Regions from separate parts of the Mus musculus genome. Here region 2 is linked to region 1. A link is a loop called in an ENCODE intact Hi-C map of the cell type or tissue named here. Cell type or tissue: gastrocnemius. All regions are shown on one strand. Links, peaks and the distances in the headings refer to the core of each region. The heading gives the core; the rest is flanking DNA. Region 1 overlaps Kctd19 (potassium channel tetramerisation domain containing 19). Region 2 holds the start of Tppp3 (tubulin polymerization-promoting protein family member 3).

Region 1 (10,711 bases), core at 886-8,885:
TGTCACACTGTCTATGTCATGTGGATTCTGTCACACTGTCTGTGTCATGTGGATTCTGTCACACTTTCTGTGTCATGCTGGACTATGTGCTTTTAAACCAGGAGCCAAAACAAATTCTTCTCTTAAGTTACTATTATTATTATTAATTAGTTATTATTATTATTGTTATTGTGTGTGTGATGTTTATGTGTGAGTGCTGGGTGTACATGCCATGGCACATACCTAGACGTCAGAGGACAACTTTGTGGAATCAATTCTTTTTTTTTTTTTTTTTGGTTTTTCGAGACAGGGTTTCTCTGTATAGCCTTGGCTGTCCTGGAACTCACTTTGTAGACCAGGCTGGCCTCAAACTCAGAAATCAGGCCTCTGCCTCTCTAGTGCTGGGATTAAAGGCGTGCGCCACCACGCCCGGCGTGGAACCAATTCTTTTCTTCCAATTTGACATGGGAAGCCAAGTGGTGGTGGTGCACACCTTTAGTCCCAGCACTCAGGAGGCAGAGACAGGTGGATCTCTGAGTTCAAGGCCAGCCTTATCTACAGAGCAAGTTCCAGGACAGCCAGGGCTACACAGAAAAATCCTGTCTCAAACCAACCAACTAACCAAACAAACAAACAATTTGAATGGATCCCAGGGATTAAACTCAGGTCACCAAGCTTGCACAGTAGTGTCTTTACCTACAGAGCCATCTGGTGGCCCCTTAGATTGCTTTTTGTAAATATTGTCACAGCACTGAGAAATATTACTAATACAAGGTATATATCCATGAGTGGTATTAGTGAGACGTGTAATTGAATCATATGGTGGTTCTATGTTTATTTTCATTTATTTTTTTGCTCCTTAAACGGCGCGCGCGCACACACACACACACACACACACACACACACACACACACACACACGGGATGCTTTTGCATAAGACCAAGGTTTGATCCCACCACCCATATGAAAACCCACAACAGTCAGTAACTCCAGGCTCAGGAAGCAGCCGCTTGTGGCCTCTATGAGCTCCTGCGCACACTCAGATAGTGTACATAAAGTCACGCTGGCACACACACTAGACATAAGTAATAAATGGATTTCTTAAAATAACCATATACATATGATTTAATATTTTGGGTTTGTTTTAAAATAGGCTCTCACTATGTAGCCCTATCTAGCCAGGAACTCATAGAAGTAAGAGATAAGATGAAACCAACCTGCTCTGCCTCCTTAGAGCTGGGATTAATGACATACATCACCATACATGGCTGACTTACCATTTTAATAAGTATAATTCAATGATCTTATGTTTTCAGAGTTGTACAACCACCACCACAACCAAGTGTAAAATGTTTTTATCTTCCTTTAAGGAAACCTATACCCCCAGCCCTAGTAACCATTAATCTTCATCTGGGTAAATTTGCCTTTTCTTCATATCGTCTGCTTTGTTTAGCATAATGTTTCAGGATCAATCCACATTGTGACATGTATCAGTCCTTCATTCCTTTTTATTAATATTTCATGAGTAGGCCTGAGAGTACACCACACCTGTCTTTAATTGTAGCACTTGGGAGGCAGAAACAAGTGGATCTCTGTGAGTTCAAGGCCAACCTGGTCTACATAGTGAGTTTTATGCCAGCCAGGGCTCCAATGTGAGACCCTGTCTCAAATAAACAACCTACCAGAATAGTTTCAATGTATGGGTACATTATAAGTTGTTTATTCATTCACCAGTTGATGGGCAAATTCAACTGAACATAAAGATTTATTTCTAGGCTCTAGTCTATACTATGTATTCATATGGCTGTCTTTGTGCCAGTGGGGATTTTTATCCATCAGTCCAGCTTTTCTCCCACCTCCCACCTTTTAATACAGGATCTCACTGTGGCCTTGGGTTCAATATGTACTGGCCTCAGACTTGTAGTGACCTTCCTGCCTCCAACCTGAAGTGTTGGCATTACAGATGCATGCGAACATGCAACCATGGCTGGCTTTTTAAACTGTTAGTATGTAAAATATAATTGGTTTTTAAAAATATTCTTCAATATTCTGCTCATAACAGTGTGTGTGTGTGTGTGTGTGTGTGTGTGTGTGTGTATTAGTTCTCTTAGATGTTGTATGTACATTATTATGTTGACAGAAAATGTAGTTTAGTACTTCTTGTCAGGGTGCTTTCAATTTCTTTCTGTTACAGAACTCTCTCCTCATTCTCCCTTTAGGAGGAGCCTGGCGGGCTCCATGAGTCAGCAGAGGATTTGTTTCACTTCAATGTCGGGGGCTGGCATTTCTCAGTTCCCAGGAGCAAACTTGCTCAGTTCCCAGACTCGCTGTTGTGGAAAGAGGCTTCAGCCCTGACCTCTTCAGAGAACCAGCGGCTCTTCATTGACAGAGACGGCTCCACGTTTAGGCATGTGCACTATTACCTCTACACGTCCAAGCTCTCCTTCTCCAGTTGTGCAGAACTGAACTTGCTCTATGAGCAAGCCCTGGGTTTGCAGCTGATGCCCTTGCTTCAGGTAAGAAGTGCTTTCTCCAAGAGTGATGATCAGTAGCGTCACTAAAAGTGAGGCTCTTTTCTATATTGGGTTCTGAGATAACTCTTCGGTTGGGTTGTTTTCTTGTTAAGATTTATTTATTTATTTATTTATTTATTTATTTATTTATTTAATGCATATGAGTACACCACCATTGCTCTCTTCAGAGACACCAGAAAAGGGCATCAAATCCCATTACAGATGGCTGTGAGCCACCATGTGGTTGCTGGGAATTGAACTCAGGACTTCGGGAAGAGCAATCCGTGCTCTTAACTGCTGAGCCATCTCTCCAGCCCTTGTTTTGTTTTGTTAAGACTGGGTTTCTTTGCATAACCACCCTGGCTGTCCTGGAACTCACTCTGTAGACCAGGCTGGCCTCGAACTCACAGAGATCAGCCTGCCTCAAGTGCTGGGGTTAAAGGAGTGTGCCACCACAGCCAGCTCTGAGGTAACACTATTAATGGACAGTAGTCTGGAACTGCATCATGGCTTTTGAGACAAGGCCTTACTATGTAGCCAGGAACCACCTTGAATTTATGATATTCAGCCCCTGTTGGGCAAGTGCCACCATGCCCAGCTCCTCACTGCACATCCTTTACAGAAACTCTCACCCTGATTCTGCTTCATTTATCTCAGCAGCCACCAGGGACCGGAGATAGGATTTAACATCCAGGGGACCTTTGGCTCTTTCAATTCTTTTTTTTTTTTTTTCGAGACAGGGTTTCTCTGTGTCGCCCTGGCTGTCCTGGACCTCACTCGGTAGACCAGGCTGGCCTCGAACTCAGAAATCCGCCTGCTTCTGCCTCCCAAGTGCTGGGATTAAAGGCGTGCACCACTGTTGCCCTGTGATTTGGTAGTTTTTGAACAATGATTTTTTTTTTTAACTTGGAAAAACTAAATATTATGACTGGGAAGGAAACCTGGGCATGTTCGATATCAATCCCACTGTCTTGATGAGGTGTTGTTTATTCCATTTTCATAAGAGCTAGTCCATCGACTACAGTGCATCTCTGTAGACCACTAAGTATGCCTCCTCAGTACCTCTTGGAAGAAAATTGACTTAGATTGTGTTGGTATCTGGGTCAGGAGGAAAGAGACCATTTATTTTGTAATATATGTGCTTAAGGATGATTCTTGCTAAATAATTCATGTTTTATATTTAGGAATCCAAGAACTCTAGCATAGTGCAGTGCAAGTTGTAGCTTTCTGAAGTTTTTGGCTTCCCCCTTGAATCTAAATCTTGTCACCGTCTTTAGGATAAGGTATGAGAATTGCTTGCAAGTGGCTTCAAAACCATTTAAATGCCTTGGCGGGTTAGGTTTGCTCGTGGCTCTATGCCAGGCCACCTTTTTTGTGTGGAGAGGGAGTAACATGTTCATTGCAGACAATCAGAGAGATCCAGGCAATGTTTTACAGGATCATTGAGAAGAACAGGAGCTTCCCGTACAGTTTACTAAGCCCTTGAAGCCCTTTGCAGTCCTCACTTCCTAAACCCAAACCAAACCAAACATCCCCGAGAGTCAACTTCAAAGGAGGAGGCAACAACACAGAAGCCAATGGGTTGGTCTGATTCCAAGATTCCAAGATGTGTGAGTTGCGGAGTTTGAAGAATTATGAGGCTCTGCCTCCCTAACACAGCCTTCGAAACAAGTGCTGAGGCGTTGGAAATGGTGTTTTCGAAGAAATCAACATTTGGGCTGGCCCAGCCTAAGTGGTATTTATTCATTGAAGCAGAGAGTAAATACAGCTGGGAACCAACAGCCGCCTCAAGCAAGCCAACCGCACATTTCCCCCACTTTCCTCGCTGTGAAGGCCTAGCCAAGTACTGGGGTTTGCCTTAAAAGAGCAAACGGTGGTGCTTGGAGAAAATGAATTTTGCCAACTCTTCGTCTAAAGACCCTTCGCAAGCAGGCCCACTTCAAGCATTTAACTATGACTTAATGAGAGCACTCTGGGTTCTATTTTTATTCCTATGCACTTTAGGGACAACAAAGATTAGTATAATAAAACACAATGTGAGCCATGTATGTGGATGACATACGTAATCACATGTAAATTAAGAGATGTGGGTCTCCCTGTGCTGCCTCAGCTGGCCCTGCACTCCAGGATTCCACTGATCCCCCGGCCTCAGCCTCCAAAGTCACAGAGAGACCCACAGGTACATGCAATAACACCTAGTTTCATAGGCGTTATTTAAATTTTGTAGTAGCCAAACTTTAAAAAGTGTAAAGAAATGAGTGAAATCAAATTTTGATGGTATATTTTATTTAACCCAATATTTTCAAAAATTTACACTTGAGATACTTTTCTTTTATACCAAGTTTTCAATATCTGATTCTTTTTTTTTTAACATTTAGCACATCTCATGTTGAGAATACTGTAGTTCAACAAGGCATACCGTCACAATGACTGCCATATTGGATAGCACATATCTAAACTATTCCAGATTATTAATACTCCTTACTACAGAGCTCTCCATAATTAGCACTTAACAATAAAAACAGAGCTGGGCGCCTGCTAAAGGGTTGTCTTATTCAGTCAGAAGGTAGCACATATTGTTCAGGTTGGTCTGTAACAGCTTTGTTGAAAGGCAGTGTGGAAAGCTGGATATGGTGGTACACACCTATAATCCCAGGACCTGGGAGGCTGGGATAAATTCAAGGCCAGCCTTGGCTACATAGCAAGACCCTATCCCAAATAAGTAAGTAAGTAAGGGTTTTAAGAGGACAAAGGAGAGAAGAAGAGGCATAGAATGAGCCAACAAGCAGGATAAGACTGAAGCTTCTGGAAGACAGTGCCTTAGCTCCTGTGATGTACGCCGCTCCCTCCACAAATGCCCCTAATCCCAGCCCCACTCCATTTACCCACCTTTCTACAAACCTAACCTGGACCTTCACCTCTAAAAGATGCACCTGAGAGCTGGAGAGGTGGCTCGGTGGTTAAGAGTACTGACTGCTCTTCCAAAAGTCCTGAGTTCAATTCCCAGCAATCACATGGTGGATCACAACCATCTGTAATAGGATCTGATGCCCTCTTCTGGTGTGTCTGAAGACAACTACAGTGTACTCATATATATATAAACTAACTAAGTAAATAAATAAATATTTTAAAAAAAGAAAAGGTACACTTGAAGTCTCTAATTCTAATCAGAACACTGTGTATCGACAACCAATCCCATGCCAGATTCTAGAGATAAAGAAATGAGGTGGGAAGCTATACAACTCCCTACTCTTCAATACTTAGGGTTAAACACAGGTTTTTGTGGATGTTAGGTAAGTGCTGTACGATTGAGCCATATCCCCAACCCTGTACCTACATAAAAGGGCCATACATTTTATGATTGCTTTATGCAGTTTCTGGAGATAGTAACTTGTGCTTAAAACCCCAGCACTCAGAAGGTAAGCCAGAAGAAAAATTGTGAATTCAAGGGTAGTCTTGGCCACAAAATGAAACCTCAAGAGAATAAAAAAGAAGAATGCATACATTACTTCACTCCTGTTTGTTTTGCTTTTGTTTTTCAAGGCAGGGTTTCTTTGTGTAGCCCTAGCTGTCCGAGCCACCACTGCCTCTGGAGCTCTGAGACTGAAGGCATGGGCCACCACTGCCTGGCCTCCTCTTTGCTTCTTGATTATGGGTCCCATGTGCCCAGCTCTCTTGAGCTCTTGGCATTGTGACTTCCCCACAGTGATGTACTGAAACTTGGTACTATGAACTAAAATAAACACCTTCTTCTCTAGAAATTGAGAGAATTAGAGAAGTTCATAGAGACCAGAGAGAGAGAGAGAAGGACAGAGAGATGGGTAAGAGAGAATGGATAATGGGCTGGATAACAATAGGCAATGGTAACCCAGAGTGGACAGTGGATGCTGAGCAAATAGTCTAAAACCCAATGGAGCATCATTTAAACTGGTGTGCTTTAGTTGGGCCTAAGTATTTGGAAACCTAAGCAGGATTATGTCAAGTTCAAGACCAAACTTAAGTACTTTAGCAAGACTGTATTGGGATTGGGGGTGAAGCTAGGGCTATAGCTTAGTATTAGATTGCTTGCCTACCATGTACAGGCCCTGGGTTTGACTTCTAGTTTTCATAGACGTGGGTTTTAAAGTATGTAAAAATAAAGTTGTTGGAGCTGGGAAAATAGCTCGGTAGTGCTTTCTAAGTTCTTGAGGGGACCCAGGGTCAGTTCCCAGCCCCCACACCCTTGCTCACAACCGTCTGTAACTCCAGTTCCCAGGCATCGGACATTCTTCTGGCCTCTACTGGCTCCTGCATGCTCATGATACACACAAACTCATGCAGGAACATACATGTATATTTAAAAATAATAAGCAAATAGATCTTTAAAACAAAGTTGTAAGGAAAAAACCAGTGACTACTGGCTTGACAGTATTATCAGAGTCTACAAACCCCATCTAGGTCATGGACCAAATCCAGTCCACTCCAGGGTGTGATTGAAAAAATGGTCAAATTTCAGTGTTATTGGTAAAGTTTCATTCAAATACAGCTGCGGGGCCGTGGGTGTGGGGGAAAGAGGGAAGTAGGAGAGAACATACAGCCACGCTTCTCTGTTTTTATTTTGCTTATGGCTTTTTTGAACTACAAAAAGAGCTGAGTATTTGAATTGACAGAGACCATATGGCTAGCAAAGTCTAAAATATTTAGTATCTGGCCTCTCACAGGGGGGAAAATGTGTTTACTGCTGGCCTAGATTCAATTGGGGCGAAGGAAAATGCAGGAAGATCAGCCGGGAAGCTCCAGCAGCCTCCAGATCAGTGATTCTCAACCTTCCTCACGCTCTGACCCTTGTGGTGAGCCGCCGATCATAAAATAATTTTTGTTGCTACTCAATAACTGTAATTTTTGTTATGAGTTGTAAATATCTGTGTTTTCCGATGACCTTAGGCAACCCCTGTGAAAGGGTTCAACTCCCCCAGCATATTACAAGGGGCTGTGACTCACAGCTTGAGAGCCACTCATCCAGATGAAAGATAAGAATGGTTTGGTCTTGAATGGTCACAGGAACAATTTAAATCCTGGGTAAGTCTTGATGAGTTTGCTAATGAATTGGATGCAGGACATGAAAGAATGTTTCTACCCTGAGCAACCAGGTAAATGGTAAATTTTGAGAGACATGAACCTTTAGGGGGCAGGGATCACAAGACAAGGCTGAAGACCACATGTTAAGCTGAAGAAACAGTGCCCGGTCAGTAACATCCAACTAGAGAGTTGAGGAGTCACTGAATAGACAGATCTGAAATTCATGGCCGCAGTTGGGACCAGAATTATAATACAGGAATCATCAAGCTGATAAGTAAATCTTTGAACCTGAATGTTTTGGAGTGTCATATATTATTCATAGGAGAGATATAAAGAAGTCATTGCCATCCATACATCAGCATCACGAGGCTTCCGAAAACTTCATGAGGAATTTGAGAAGCCCTCTTAAACATAAGCTACTTGGAGCCTTCCACAAGCCATCAGACTGGTCAGGGGTCACAGCGGCCACTGGGGAATGTGCAGTTTCCCTTCAGGGTCACTCACAAGAGTTTAAGGTTCTATGCAGACTATTGGTTCACTGTTACATGCCTCCTGAACCCCACTGAGGCTTAAACATAGGGCCTCTCTCATGCTAACACACATTCTACCACTAAACTACACTGTGGCTCAACTTTTCCTATTTCACCTCCTTCTGGGAACTTCGAAGTTTGGACCATAAATTGCTCCATTTGTCAGCAATCTGCTCCCAGTAAGGAATCCAAGTATGTCTACATTCTTTGTGTTCAAGGAAGCTAGGGAGTTTTTGTGCTGATCACACAAATGATGCCTTTAGTAAAATAGGCCAGTGGCGGTTTCACATTTTCTATTATGATGTGAGATAGGTTACTTTGTAATGTTGGAAAAGAACACGGCAGATAATTATTCCAACAATGTGGCTTGTGAACAATGGCTTCAAGGGTCCCCATATACTGTTTATCCTGCTCATATCACATATGTGTGTGCATATATATATATATGTGTGTGCATATATATATATATATATGCACACACATATATATTTCAATCATACCCCTAAGTATCCCCTATACTTACTTTCTATGCCTCCTGCACTCATTTTTTTTTAGAATATTCCCCTTTTAAATTTTGTTATAAATATAGCCCACAGCCTAGCCTGACATTTCCAGACAAAGTTATTGTTGCTCTATTCTGATATTAGTGCTAATTCTGTTGGGATCATTTTTTTTAATGTCTTTCTCCTTTTCTGGTTTCTATTCCTTTCATGTCTGCATTTCCAATGGTTTTCAAAGTATTTGGCATCTAGAGGTGTTTAGCTACCATCTGCTGGGAGAGAAAGACTGGACCCACCAGCAGCATAACCAGCAGTAGAGAGAGAAAGAGACAAGTTTGAAACATTGAGAGCTGCACCTTGTTTGGCTTCTTTTGTTGCACATCCTTTTGGTCTAATAGCCTTGCTCCTTTTAGCATCAGCATCTTTACACAGCAGTCAGGGGTTTGCCGGGCCCCCTAAGCTCCTTTACCATGATGCTCCTCCCAATAGTCCAGAAGCACACAAAGCATCTCCAAAACCCATTCCTCCTTGAAAATCCTGTTAAGCCCAACTGCTCTGCCAGCAGGGTGCCTTGTCAGCCATCTTTTAGCAGCACACATGCCGCGCAGTCAGATTTCCATTGCTTCTGACTTGCCTTTACTACCATCTAGGCCCAAAGCAACATCAATTGTCCTTAGAGTAGCAGTTAGCCTTGTAAGTTCACTGTATTTCCCATTTTCCAGGCACAGTGGAGCATGCCTGTAATTCCAGAACTTGGGAGGCCGAGGCTGGAAAAGAACAAGTTCAAGGACACCCTGAGCTACATAGCAAGACTTTGTGGAAAGAAAAGACCCCTCTGAAATAACTTGCCATGTCATAACATAGGAAGAGTAAAGTTCCAAAAAGTAATATCCAAGTGGCCCTGAATATGAAAGTAGTCCTGAAGTCGCCTATAGAAAACCAGCCATATACACTGTGACCACTAGAGTCAGTAAAGCCAGAACCTGTCCCCACCCCCCAGAAGCAGGCTCCCTGGAGCATTTGTTATTCGTGCATTCTTTCAACAGAAAATGCAGTGACCCATTTCTAGCAGAGAACAAAACAAGCAGAGTCCTTGGGGTCTCAGGGAGGTTATACTATTAGAAGAGAGCTGACAGGGCATAAATAAGTAAAAAGGTAAGGGAGTTGCAGAGTGCTCCTGCGGTCTCTCAGAGCATCCTAATGCTTCCTGTGAGCAGAGATTTTGTTTCTAGCTATCAGAGCAAGGGCTCACTGAAGGAGTTCAGGAAACAACCTTGTTGAAGCTCCTGGGCCTAGGTGCAAGCTTGACGCCTTTGGTTAGCATATAGCATGTCCTCACTGGCTGGGGACTGCAATCTTTGTAGATTTGATTTGCCCAACTTCTTCTCCTTTTAGAGTTTGGCTGTTTCCTTTCTTGGAGAAAATCGGGCTGCCCACAGTTTACTAGAAACCCCAGAACGCAGAGGTTTCATTTCTAGAAAACGGCTCATCCTGTCCTTCATTAGCATATTTCCTCTCAAGCTAGTTGGACAGACCTACTAGATTATATACTATATGCATACATTTTTTTGCAACCTACTTTTAATAAGGGTTCAGCCTCTCCTCTAGCCCACCACCCAGCAGAGGTAGTGGGAGAAAAAATTATTAGGATACGGGGGAAGTGGACCTGTTCAGCAATGGTTCTTTGGGGGGTGAGCTGGATCTTCTTTGGCAGCAGTTCAGTCCCATGGCAAACACCAAACACAAATCAGCAGCTGCAGAGCAGTCCTCTAGGCAGGCAGACAGCACACAGAACTGGCAGCTACAATCCATTCCTTTTGTTTGTTTGTTGTTTTTTTCCAAGGCAGGGTTTCTCTGTGTAGCCTTAGCTGTCTTGGAACTCACTCTATAGACCAGGCTGGCCTCAAACTCAGAAATCCACCTGCCTCTGCCTCCCAAGTGCTGGGATTTAAAGGTGTGAGCCACCCTTGCCCAGCCAGTCCAGTCCTTTCGACAGGCAGACACACCAGGCACAAACCAACAGCTCCAGTCCAGTCCTCTAGGCCGGCAAACACCAAGCATGAACCAGCAGCTGTAGTTCAATCCTGAAGAAACCACCAGGCTTGCCAGCTGGCCTGAGGCAAGGCTGTGG
Region 2 (10,711 bases), core at 1,008-9,007, 61 kb before region 1:
GACAATGGAATTTGGGGGGGGGCTGTTTTCCCATTGGCCATGGGAGTTCCTATCTTAGGACATCCAGGACTGCAGAGGGCAGCTCTGACCGCTTGAGGACCGCGGTTGAAGGGGAGGAGCAGGATAAGGCTGTCGCTGCAATTCTGCGGGCCCAGCGCCCACAGAGCACATAGGGCGGGGTCTGGTGGGAGGAGCTAGCGTGACCTTGGTCACTCTCCCGCCGAGACAGCCTAGGGGGTGGGACTCACTGTCTCTATGGTGACCGAGAAACAGGGGATAATACTACGGAGCCGCCCGGGCTGCAGTCCCGCCCGGGAGCCGGCAGGGAGCGGAGCTGTGGAGCCTCCTGGTCTCCAGCATCAGTTCCTGGGTCCTGTCCGAAGGCACGCTCAGGAGCAGCCAAGCGGTAGAAGCCGGTAGGAGACTGAACATCGACCACCCTAATTCGTATCCCCCAAAAGGAGGGGTGGGTGGGAGCAGCCTGAACCAACCTCAGATGGTACTGAGCTGAGCCTATCAGCTGAACACCCCGGCCCTGGCCCCAAGGGTTCCACACACACTCCTGCCCCCACCTTCTTGCCAGGCTGATTGATGACTGCAGCTGTCCCAGCAGGAGCTGACGAGCGGATTCAGTTCAGAGGCATGAACACTGTGCCCAGGGTCTGAGGACCCCAGAGCAGCTGCTGTGATTCTGTTCCACATCAACAGCCCCCAAATTCATCTTCCCATAGACAGGAGTGAGCAGTAGCCTCAGGATCCTCCCATTTCCTTGAGAAGAGCATCATGTAGCACCCCAAACTCCCCTGGACACATTTACCTGTGGTGTTCAAGTACAGGGCTTTGGGTCCCCGGGCGGGTTGACATCTTTGGGAGAGGCAAAGGGTGTGGCGGACCCCATTTACAGACCCACAGAGGTCCCTGCAGAGTGCAATCTCTGGGTTTCTGAGTCTTAAAAATTGCAACTTATGGATGAGTAGGTGTGGTCACCAGAAAAGGCCTTTCAGTGTGGACCAACTAGTAATGGAAGAAGAGGAAGTTGTTCGGGGGCCAGGTTGTGGTCATTGGACACTTTTTTTTTTTTCCCCTAAGAGGCAAGGTAAAGATGGTGGCTGAGAACAGGAGGCTGCAGTGGGTGTGGTGATGGTGGTATGTCTTAACATGATGCCTGGCGATGCCAGTGCTGGTTAGACTCTGAGGGGCTTTAGGTCAGGTCTGTGTCAATAGCTTTAGCATATGAGTAAAGAGAGAGTGCTGAGGGTGTGGTCAGGGAACTCTGCGCGTGTGTGGTGGTGGGTGTTCAATGCTTTGCATGGAAGTATGGAAGTGTTACTGCATAGACTGGGAGATTTCAAGGCAGGGCTGTGTCAGAAGCTGTAGCTATATGGATGAACGGGAATGCTCCAAGGGTATGGCCAGGGGGCCTTTGTAAGGGTGCAGAGTCCAGCTAGTGACTGTGGTTGGGGTCTTCAGGATGTGAGTTAAAAGGATGCAAAATGGATGCAGTGTACACAGGGTTTGATTTGGAGAGGGACTTTCAGGGTGGGGCTGAGGGTGTGGTCAGAGATCTGCAATGGAGCTCTGAGGAGGGTGTGGTCAGGGGTCTGTAGTAGGACATGCACTTGACTGCAGGGCTGTGGGCATGCTGGGGAGGAGTTTCATTGCAGGGGTCTTAATGTCTGTGTGGGGATGGAAAAGGAAAAAGGGTCAAATTCAAGGCTTTGGGTGTGGGTGGAGGAAGCCTCGGTGCAAGGCTGTGGGTATGGTTAGTGGGTACGAGGCAGAGGGTGTGGAGGGCCAGGGCTCAGTGCATCTGAGCTATGGGAACGTGGACAGGCGTGGTCACGCTCAGTGAAAAGAAGACCTTAGTGGAGGGCTGAAGTGTAGACAACGGGATTGTGCCTCAGTGAAGGATTGAGGCACCAAGATCATGGCCCCATGGAAGAATTTAGGGGCTACTGTCCAAGTCTCTACCCAGGTTTCTTCGTTTCCCACTCTTAAGCTCCACAGACTGGAAGCTACAGCTTCAATCAGTGGCAAGGGGCCAGGAAGCCACGGTTGTGCCCTAGGCTTAGGGAGTGCTGGTATGCCCCACCCTTGGGCCCCTGATCCCCAGCCCAGCCCAGCCCAGCCCAGCAGCACTGGGAGCTTCTCCCTCAAGCCGCCCTGACACCATCCTACCCTTAGCAACTGTCTCCAAGCAGCACCACCCTCCCTTAGCAACTGTCTCCAGGCTCCACAAACTGTGGCCAGGCCAGACCCAAGTTCCTGCTCCCCTCCTGTTTTTGTTTAACAGCAAATAGTAACAAGGCCAGGGCTGGGCCAGCTGCGCCCCTGCCTAGGGCAGGCACTGCTGCCCTTGCTCTTGCTCCATTGTCAGGCCGAGGCTGGGCCTCCCTAGGTCTCCATGACCTTTACAGAGACACTGCCCTCACTACATACCTGCCCATACACCACCCTTGTCTGGCGTTGACCCAGATTGACAGGAGTTTTCAGGGAGGCTTTTCTGCCACCACCCCCACTTCCACCCAACCAGGCTTTGTGCCAGGGACAGACAAAGCCATGGCCCTAGCTGCTATCATCACAGTCTTTCAGGACAGTGCCCTTCTGTTCCCAGGGCCGTGTGGGCATCATGACTTCATCTTCTGAGCCCTCTTGACATCCAGGGCTGGCACCGAGCGACAGCACCTTTCTGCCCATAGCTCTTCCTCAGCTCTGGGCATAGACAGACACAAGGTGCTAACCCTTAGGCATCCCAGTCCTGACTGAGGGACTGATGTGCTGCCAACTCATACCTCACAGGTTTTTTTTTTTTGTTTGTTTTGTTTTGTTTTTCGAGACAGGGTTTCTCTGTATAGCCCTGGCTGTCCCGGAACTTACTTTGTAGACCAGGCTGGCCTCGAACTCAGAAAGTTGCCTGCCTCTGCCTCCCCAGTGCTGGGATTAAAGGCGTGCGCCACCACTGCCCAGCACCTCACAGGTATTGAGAAGGCAGTAGGGGCATTCTGGGTCTAGAGGAGGTGGGAATAACTTGGCCGGGAGGTGACTGTGGCGGATCCTCGCAGGGTGGCATGGCAGCGAGCACGGACATAGCTGGGCTGGAGGAGAGCTTCCGGAAGTTTGCCATCCATGGCGACCCCAAGGCCAGCGGGCAAGAGATGAATGGCAAGAACTGGGCCAAGCTGTGCAAGGACTGTAAGGTGGCCGACGGAAAGGCCGTAACGGGCACCGACGTCGACATCGTCTTCTCCAAAGTCAAGTGAGCACCAGGCAACCCCTGTTTCTCATGCTTTCAGAAAGTGGGGGGTGTGGGGGTGGTCGTTAGGGGGCTGGAATCAGGGAGGATGTCAAAAAGGGGGGATCCTTACGGTGCACACGGTGTCTGGCAGGGCGAAATCTGCTAGAGTAATCAACTATGAGGAGTTCAAGAAGGCCCTGGAAGAGCTGGCAACTAAGCGGTTCAAGGGGAAGTCCAAGGAGGAGGCCTTTGATGCCATCTGCCAGCTGATAGCGGGCAAGGAACCGGCCAACATTGGCGTCACCGTAAGTGCCCTGCCAGCCCTGCCACGGAGATGGGTGGGGGTGGGGGAGGGGTGGATCTCAGCAGAAATGGGGGTGGGTGGGATGGGCCAGGTTCCCTCTCACAGGACTCTGTGGGAACTCTATCCAAACAGAAAGCTAAAACGGGTGGTGCTGTGGACCGGCTGACGGACACCAGTAAGTATACGGGCTCCCACAAAGAACGCTTTGATGAGAGCGGCAAGGGAAAGGGCATCGCTGGACGGCAGGACATCCTGGACGACAGTGGCTACGTGAGTGCCTACAAAAACGCAGGCACCTATGACGCCAAGGTGAAGAAGTGACACCTGCCAAAGCCCCCAGGGAGGCTGTCCCACTGGAGGCCCAGGCCTGGGGTCCAGGGTCACATGGAGCAAGAAAGCCTGGCTCCCTCCCTGCTGGATCTGCCACCAAGAGCTTCCTGCCCAGTCCCAGGGCCATCCCATCAGGCCTCTGACCCAGACTGCTGTGTCCCTTCTTCCTGTCTCCCTGTCATCTGTCTGGGAGTCAGTGCCTATATCCTCACCGCCCCAGCCTGGTCCCAGGCATGGCTGACTCTTGCCTGCTTTTGCCTCATATTTAAGCTGCTGCTCTGGCCAAGTGCCTAATTCTTACCCAGACCTCAATAAAGATACCTTTTGTACCAGGATGGACTGACTCAGTCTACAGTGATGGGGTCACTCACACTGTAGCACCCCTATCATCCCCTCCTGCATACACACCCTGCTAGGCTCTTCCTTCCCATTGGTAGCCATGCCAAGGATAGATGCTATCTCCTTCCATTAGCGATTCCTTCCCATTAGTGCAGAGCAGAGCCAGCCAGCCCAAGACAGCCTTAGGAAGATGCAGAGCTTTTTACTGGACCCTGACCCTAGGGTGATGGCATCACAGCCTGTTATCCAATCAATAAGGCCTCAATCTGCTCTCAACATTTGCACAGGATGAAACATCAGAATTGGCCTGGACCAAGCCTTGGCAGAGGCTCAGGGCCAGGCTTCAGCACTGTGGCTGCCAACAGGGGGCTACTCGGGTAAGGCATTTTGGGCTGTAGCCCAGAATCTCAGACTATTCTGGGATAGAAAGAACTAGAGAATAAACAATTGATGCCCTTACTCTATGGCCGAGGAAGCTGAGAAAGAGATTTCAACAGATGAGCCCTGAACTATAGACCTCTTATCTTCATGCCAGCCCTGTTCTGGAACAGCAAGCCCCAACACCATTTCTCAAAAACAAAAACAAAACACACACATGGGACCTAATGGCCAGTGATGAGCCTGGTGTCCCACAGTGAGGGACTTCTGGCTGACTCCCTCCCATCTGTTCACCATTCTGATGGGGAAGGTGTGGCCATTCTGTTCCCTACCAGATCATCAGTCCTCGGAGTCGCCGGTGTCTGGCTAGAGCTGTTCCCAAGCACGCCCTTCACGTCCTTGCTGTGGTAGCAAGGAGGCTGGTGGACTTAGGGCCTGTCCATCAGAGGGCAGCTTCTGGGTTTCAGAGGCTCAGGTCCACAGTAACTTCTTTTCTGTGTGCCCCATTCCCACAGGCTGTCCTGGGACGCTCTGCTCACACTGGGCTTGAGCCCAACCAGGTGGGAAGGAGACATTCAGACAAATGGTGTGAGATGGACAGGGATGAAGAAAGGTCAGGTGGAAAGCAGAGGGCCCCAGGCTAGCACCTGTCTCCCAGATGCCAGAGGGTGGCTCTTCACTGGGATGTCCCTTCTCAAGCTACCCGGGAAGAGTTCCAGCTTTCCCCTCCCCAGCAGTAAAGAAGCAGTCCCTCCATCGAGCCTGGGAAATCCGTTTGAATCCCAAGCTTCATGTCAGTGAGCATTACGGAAATGATATTCTTACTGAAAGATTGTCACAGCGAGTGGGGTTACCTGTGTGGGCCTCACTCTCAGCTAGAGTTGCAGGGGTGTGCGGAGGGAGACAGCTAATGAGGAGGGGGACAGCAGCCTGTTATCCCTGTGACTGGTGGGATGACTTGGAGAAACGGGGAGGAGGGTATTGCCTGACCCTAAACTCCATGTAGTAGGAGAAAGAGCCCTCATTTTCTCTGAAAAGGCACATAGAGCCAGAAGCAGCTCAGTGTCCACTTAGGGCCAGGGAGACTCCTGAGGTTAAAATCCACAAATGCCTTCTCTAGTAAGGCTCTGCTGATAAGGACACCCCATTAACTACCTCTCTACAGAGACTTCTGTTTCGGGAGAAACCTACCTGAGAACTGGTTGCACACCAACCTTGCACCAGTCAGTCCACTGTAGGGCAGGCTTAGAGTGCCAGCCTCTCCACTAGTTTTCCTCTGCTCCAGAGGTTTTCCTCTGCCCTCCAAGTTAGGTCCAGCTAGCCCTACGCGGTGACAACGATGGTCTTCCCCTTGACTTTATACTAGCTACCTCCTGTCCCTGGGACTACGTGACACATCAGGAAAAATCAGAATCTGAGAGAACTTACTTCCCCCAGGAGTGCCCAGCAGCTCAAGAATGGCCGGCCCGAGTCAGCCATTTCCTGTGACAAAGGGAGATGGTCATGGAGGTAGCTTTAGCATGGCAGGCTCTTCACTTCTCTTTAGAGGAGCTCTGTGGAGATGCTGGGTGACCACTGTAGGATGCTCAGACGAGAGGCAGGAAGAGGCGGATGGTACAAAGAAACACCGTGTTTGCCCATGGTGGCTCACACAGCAGGGTGGTTTGTGCCCTGAGTTGTTTCTAAAGTGACAACTCAGTCATCCCCCTTTTTAGGCAAAGCTTAGGCTCTATGGAGACTTCTTAATGGGACAAGGAGACAGAGAAGCTGGCTTTTGTAGAACATGCAGACAAAAGCTTATGTCTCCTCTTGAAAAGCCAGATAAACCCAGGTGTGTGTCTGTGGGTTTATTTATAATTCAGAAACATGGGGGCTTCACAACCCACAATGTGGCACAGGACTCCTTCCCTGCACGGCATGTGAGTTAGTTAGCTCCTTGCCTCTCTTCCTGACATGGTGGCATAGGTGAAGTGGCATCAGAGTGACAGCAGTTTTGTTTCCTGGCCACACTGGCAGCTCTGGAGAGTGCTGATATTGAAGCAGACCCACAGAAGTTTGGGATACCTGATCTATCAGGACCAAAGAATGTACAGTCCTCATGTGGGAAATGACACTGAACCCAGGCATGTCACAAGCTGCGCCTCCCGTGGGCCTGTGCCTGCCGATTCTGCTGTTCAGCTTCTCTGTGCTTAGCCTGTCCTGTTCCAGCCAGCCAGTCAGTCTCCTTGTAGAGGAAGCCTTTTAAATGCAGGCCTCTACTCTTCTACCCCTTAGTGGAAAGTCTGCACGGAGCCATGCGGCCGAGCTCCTCTGTCCTCCCAGCCCCCAGCCCTGGAGCGGTGCCACTCCCTTGGTGACACAGCAAAGCTGCAGCTCTCCTCTTGTTCTTGCCCTTAGTCCTATGCTTTGCCTGGTAACCTGCTTAGTCTCAGGTCTCATTTGACTGTCCTCTGGGGACATTTTCCTGACCTTGCATTCTCTGGGCAAAGACTGATGTCCTATCACATTCCCATGCAGTACCACATCCCACTGTTTCGTATCCCTGACCCATGATCCTTCAGGGACCACTGGACTCTGCATCCTAGTCTAAGAGGCTCTGCATCTTTTCCTTAGCATCCTAATCCATGAGACTCACTAGAGCCTCCACGTGGACCCCACCATCCACCCACATGCTCTACTTCAAGCTCCCATTAGACGGTCCTCTGTGGACCCGAGTCTTAGCAGGCCAGGGGCTCCTCCAGAGAGTATACACTTGCACTATGGCAGAAGGAGACTTCAAACACTTCAGAGTCTCTGGAAATTCTTCTAACACAAAAGACAGTGACAGATGTTCTTTTGTAACTTTCCGCCACAGTCTCGAATGACACCGAAATGTGTCCACTAATTTTTCCTTTCTGACATTTTCAATCAAATGTTTCTGTGTGAAATGGTGCCTAGGACCAAGCGCCAACAATTTGTGTGGGCAGAGGGGAAGAATGGCCAAATGGGAGGAAATAAATGGAAGAAATAAGAGAGGGACAATAGAAAGTCATCATAATACGTTTTTCTTAATCTTTGGGGGTAAACACCAGTACCCACCACAGGGACAGCGGCCCTGAGCGTCCTCCGTGGGCGAGGGAGCTGGTGGGGCGGGCTGCGGTGCTAGCTCCACAAACTAGGCTCTGGGTCGGCTTCTGAGACACTCTGTATTAGGTACTGACCCGTGTCGTGTACCATTGGTGAGGAGGAAGACAGCGTGCTTTTCCCAAAGGGCGACGATCTCCCCAAAGGATGACTCTTCTCGGGAGGCAGGAGAGATTTCCCGGAATAACCTTTCTGCTCTTTATGCAGCTGCTGCAGCAGATACTCATTAGTTACCACCAGGGACCTGAGGCCCAGGGGGGAAAGGCAGTCATGAAATCACAAAAGCAAAGCACAGGCCATTCAGGTCTGAAATGGCTGCTAAAGTCAAACTCAGTGCAGGGGCTCCTTTCAATGGAACTGTCCAACTTAGCAGTGGGTTATCTTAAAAGCAGGCCATGGTTCCTTTGTTACAGCTCATGGACTGCGCTCCACACTGACTGAAGCAGTGACGTAGCTCACATTTCATGGAATGGTTCTTCCATTCTTTCCAAAGCCCTTTCTTGTTGAGGGAAGGAGGGAGAAGCTCAGGGACACTGGCATCTGATCAGGCTGTCAACTCCCACTCCCTAGTCACCGCCTCCTTTAATAGCCTGTCTCTGTGCCAGACCAATGGTACAAGCCCCTACTGCATCCTTGAACTCAGAATTACCACACAACACCAAAAGCCATCCACACACACCAGCACAAATTATGATGTGCAACAGCCAGGTGTAGTGGCTCTTGCCTTTAATCCCAGCACTCAGGAGGCAGAGGCAGGTGGCACCCTGGAACTTAAGGCTAGCCTGGTCTACATAGTGAGTTCCAGGATAGCCAGGGCTATGTAGAGAGATCCTGTCTCTAAAAAAATGTATATAAATATTATTAATTACAGCGCTATTTTGCGTTGGGGAGTTTGGTGTTAGGAATTGAAACATGAACCTCATACTTGCCGGGTACACACACATCCCAGCTCATACTGTACTGTTTTTGGAAGCCAAATAAATACGGTTCATCTAAACTGATATTAACAGGGAACTATTTTTTTTTAAATGTATAATCATACAACGAGTACTAGGCATTTATAAAAAGGACTGAGAAGTAGCTCACAGTCCATTGTGAACTGTTTTTCAAGATAAAAGTGTTGATCCACCGATGGCTCGGTGGGTAAAGGTGCTTGCGGGCATGCTTGACAACCCAAGGCTGATCCTTGGGACTAGCACGTTCAATTCCCCCTCCCTCATCAAACAAGCAAACAAACAGGTTAAAGCAGGCCCAGGAGGTGACTCCCAGAGCCCTGACCCTCAGAGGCTCCCAGTTCAATTCCCAGCACCCACATGGTGGCTCACAACCACCAGTAACTGTGGGATCCTGGAACCCTCTTCTGGATTCCATGGGTATCAGGCCAAGTACCTGATAAAATAAAACATTTTTGAAAAGTAACAACAACAACAAAAGATTTAAATAAGTAACACCTGTGCTCCTTTTTATGCATAAAAGGTAAGCAGATAACAGCGCGGCTGGCATCCACTACAGAAGGCCAGTAAGAGGAAATAGTAGATGCTTCTGGATTTACCTTATTTATGGACTTGGCTTTGAGATGATGGTATGTTTTATAAAACTGTACAAACAAGATAAACCAAAAAAAAAAAATTTCCCTAAGCGTCAAAGTGAAAATAAAACAAATGAGCTGAGCGGCTTAGGGAAACAGAGCTGTTTCAAGTTCATTTGAGTGTCCAGCTCTTGGGAGATACTCTAATGTGTGCACAGTGTGGGCTCCAGAGCAGTAGGCACAGCACAGCCTGGAAACACCAGAAATGCAGATTCTCAAGTTCCCAGCCTACAGGACCAACTAGAACTCTGGCCTGGGACCCAGCATCTGCAGTCAACAAATCTTCCCTGTAATTCCCATGCAGACCTAGGTTTGAGAACCATGACTTTATGCTATTCTCCCTGTAAAGCTTGAGATTGTAAAAGACTTCTGTTGTTGCTTGACATTTGTTTGTTTGTTTTTAGAATCTCAGGTGGTACAGGCTAGCCTTAAACTCACTATGTAGCTGAGGCTGTCCTTGAAGTGCTGACCCTCCTACTACCGAAAGTTCCAGCAAGGTGCCACCATGACCAGCTGAAAAGCTGTGGGGCTTTGGTTTTTTGGTTTTTGTTTAAGTCACCCAGAAAGGGCCCGGATCTGACCCTCTGGCTTTAATGCTACTATTCTACTGAAAAATCAACGGTGAGATCTGGGTTTCAAGGTGAGGGTTTTGCTTTTTGTGAACATCAGTGAGAGAGTCTTAGCAGAGGTAGGGCGGGCAGATCAACTCTTCAAGAGCTTTCCATGATCGCCTCCTTCAGCCACCTCCCACGCCTCCCCCGCCCCCAGGTGTCTCCGGTCTGCAGCTTGAGGGTGCTTTCTCTGTCAAGAGGCTGATGTTAGAGTGTACTTTAGATTCTTTCCCCCATTACTCCCTACTGAGTGCTCTCGGTGAGTCTTTGGGGCCCAACAGCAAACACTTTCCAGCGGAGCCAGAGGACTGATCTGAGGGGTTGGTAATGACCAAAACAATCGGGTGACCCTAGAGTCCTATTACAGTCACCGAGGGAGAAAGTAATTATTGAGTAGGTGCAACCCACCGACGCCAGCAACAGCAACGCCAGCAAGGGTTTGTCCCTGGTGTATCAGAGCAGTACTGAAGCAGTCCTTTGATCCCTGGCTAACTGGCCAAGTACAGGAGATTTACATACAGACTGCACTAATTTACACAGGTGTGGAGTCTAGCTTCCAAGAAAAGCAGAGGAGATAAAGAGGAGTGAACACAGACTCAGAAGCCAGCCAGCCAGCCAGCCAGCCAGCCAGCCAGCCAGCCAGGCCTGCTCCTACCTCTGACTCTCATGGAGAAGAGCAACTGTCTCCTCCAGTCTTTTCAGCTGAGTCAGCTCCTGGGTCAGGCAAGCCACCTGTATGGTCAGCTGTTGGTTTTTGCGCAGAAGCTCATCTACAAAAGGTACAACAGCCAAGGAGTGAGCAG

The links. Hi-C counts contacts between places; a loop is a spot of excess contacts. Peaks named below come from ENCODE experiments on the same cell type or tissue, not always from the same donor. Only the 100,000 strongest peaks of a DNase experiment are listed, where the experiment ranks them.
Region 2: a loop joins it to region 1, with 4 times the contacts of the local background. A loop is called at or near these places in 9 of 42 quality-filtered maps.

The regions. Positions count from the first base shown.
Region 1 is chr8:105,400,112-105,410,822 of GRCm38, reverse strand. It overlaps Kctd19 (potassium channel tetramerisation domain containing 19), which reads left to right. Exons shown (of 16, transcript NM_001301173.1): 2 at 2,199-2,495. Among named protein-coding and RNA genes, the nearest start is that of Kctd19, 8.0 kb to the left of the region's middle. In gastrocnemius, for the core only: no CTCF peak of the experiment used is centred there; no DNase peak of the experiment used is centred there.
Region 2 is chr8:105,460,985-105,471,695 of GRCm38, reverse strand. Lrrc36 (leucine rich repeat containing 36) reads right to left here. Exons shown (of 14, transcript NM_001170788.1): 13 at 10,564-10,678; 14 at 7,610-7,953. The coding sequence ends at 7,728. It overlaps Tppp3 (tubulin polymerization-promoting protein family member 3), which reads left to right and starts at 274. Exons shown (of 4, transcript NM_026481.3): 1 at 274-416; 2 at 3,063-3,256; 3 at 3,387-3,540; 4 at 3,672-4,204. The coding sequence starts at 3,069. The coding sequence ends at 3,860. In gastrocnemius, for the core only: no CTCF peak of the experiment used is centred there; DNase peaks (open chromatin) are centred at 4,539, 4,899, 6,187, 6,914 and 6 more places; H3K4me3 peaks cover 2,794 bases; H3K27ac peaks cover 7,069 bases.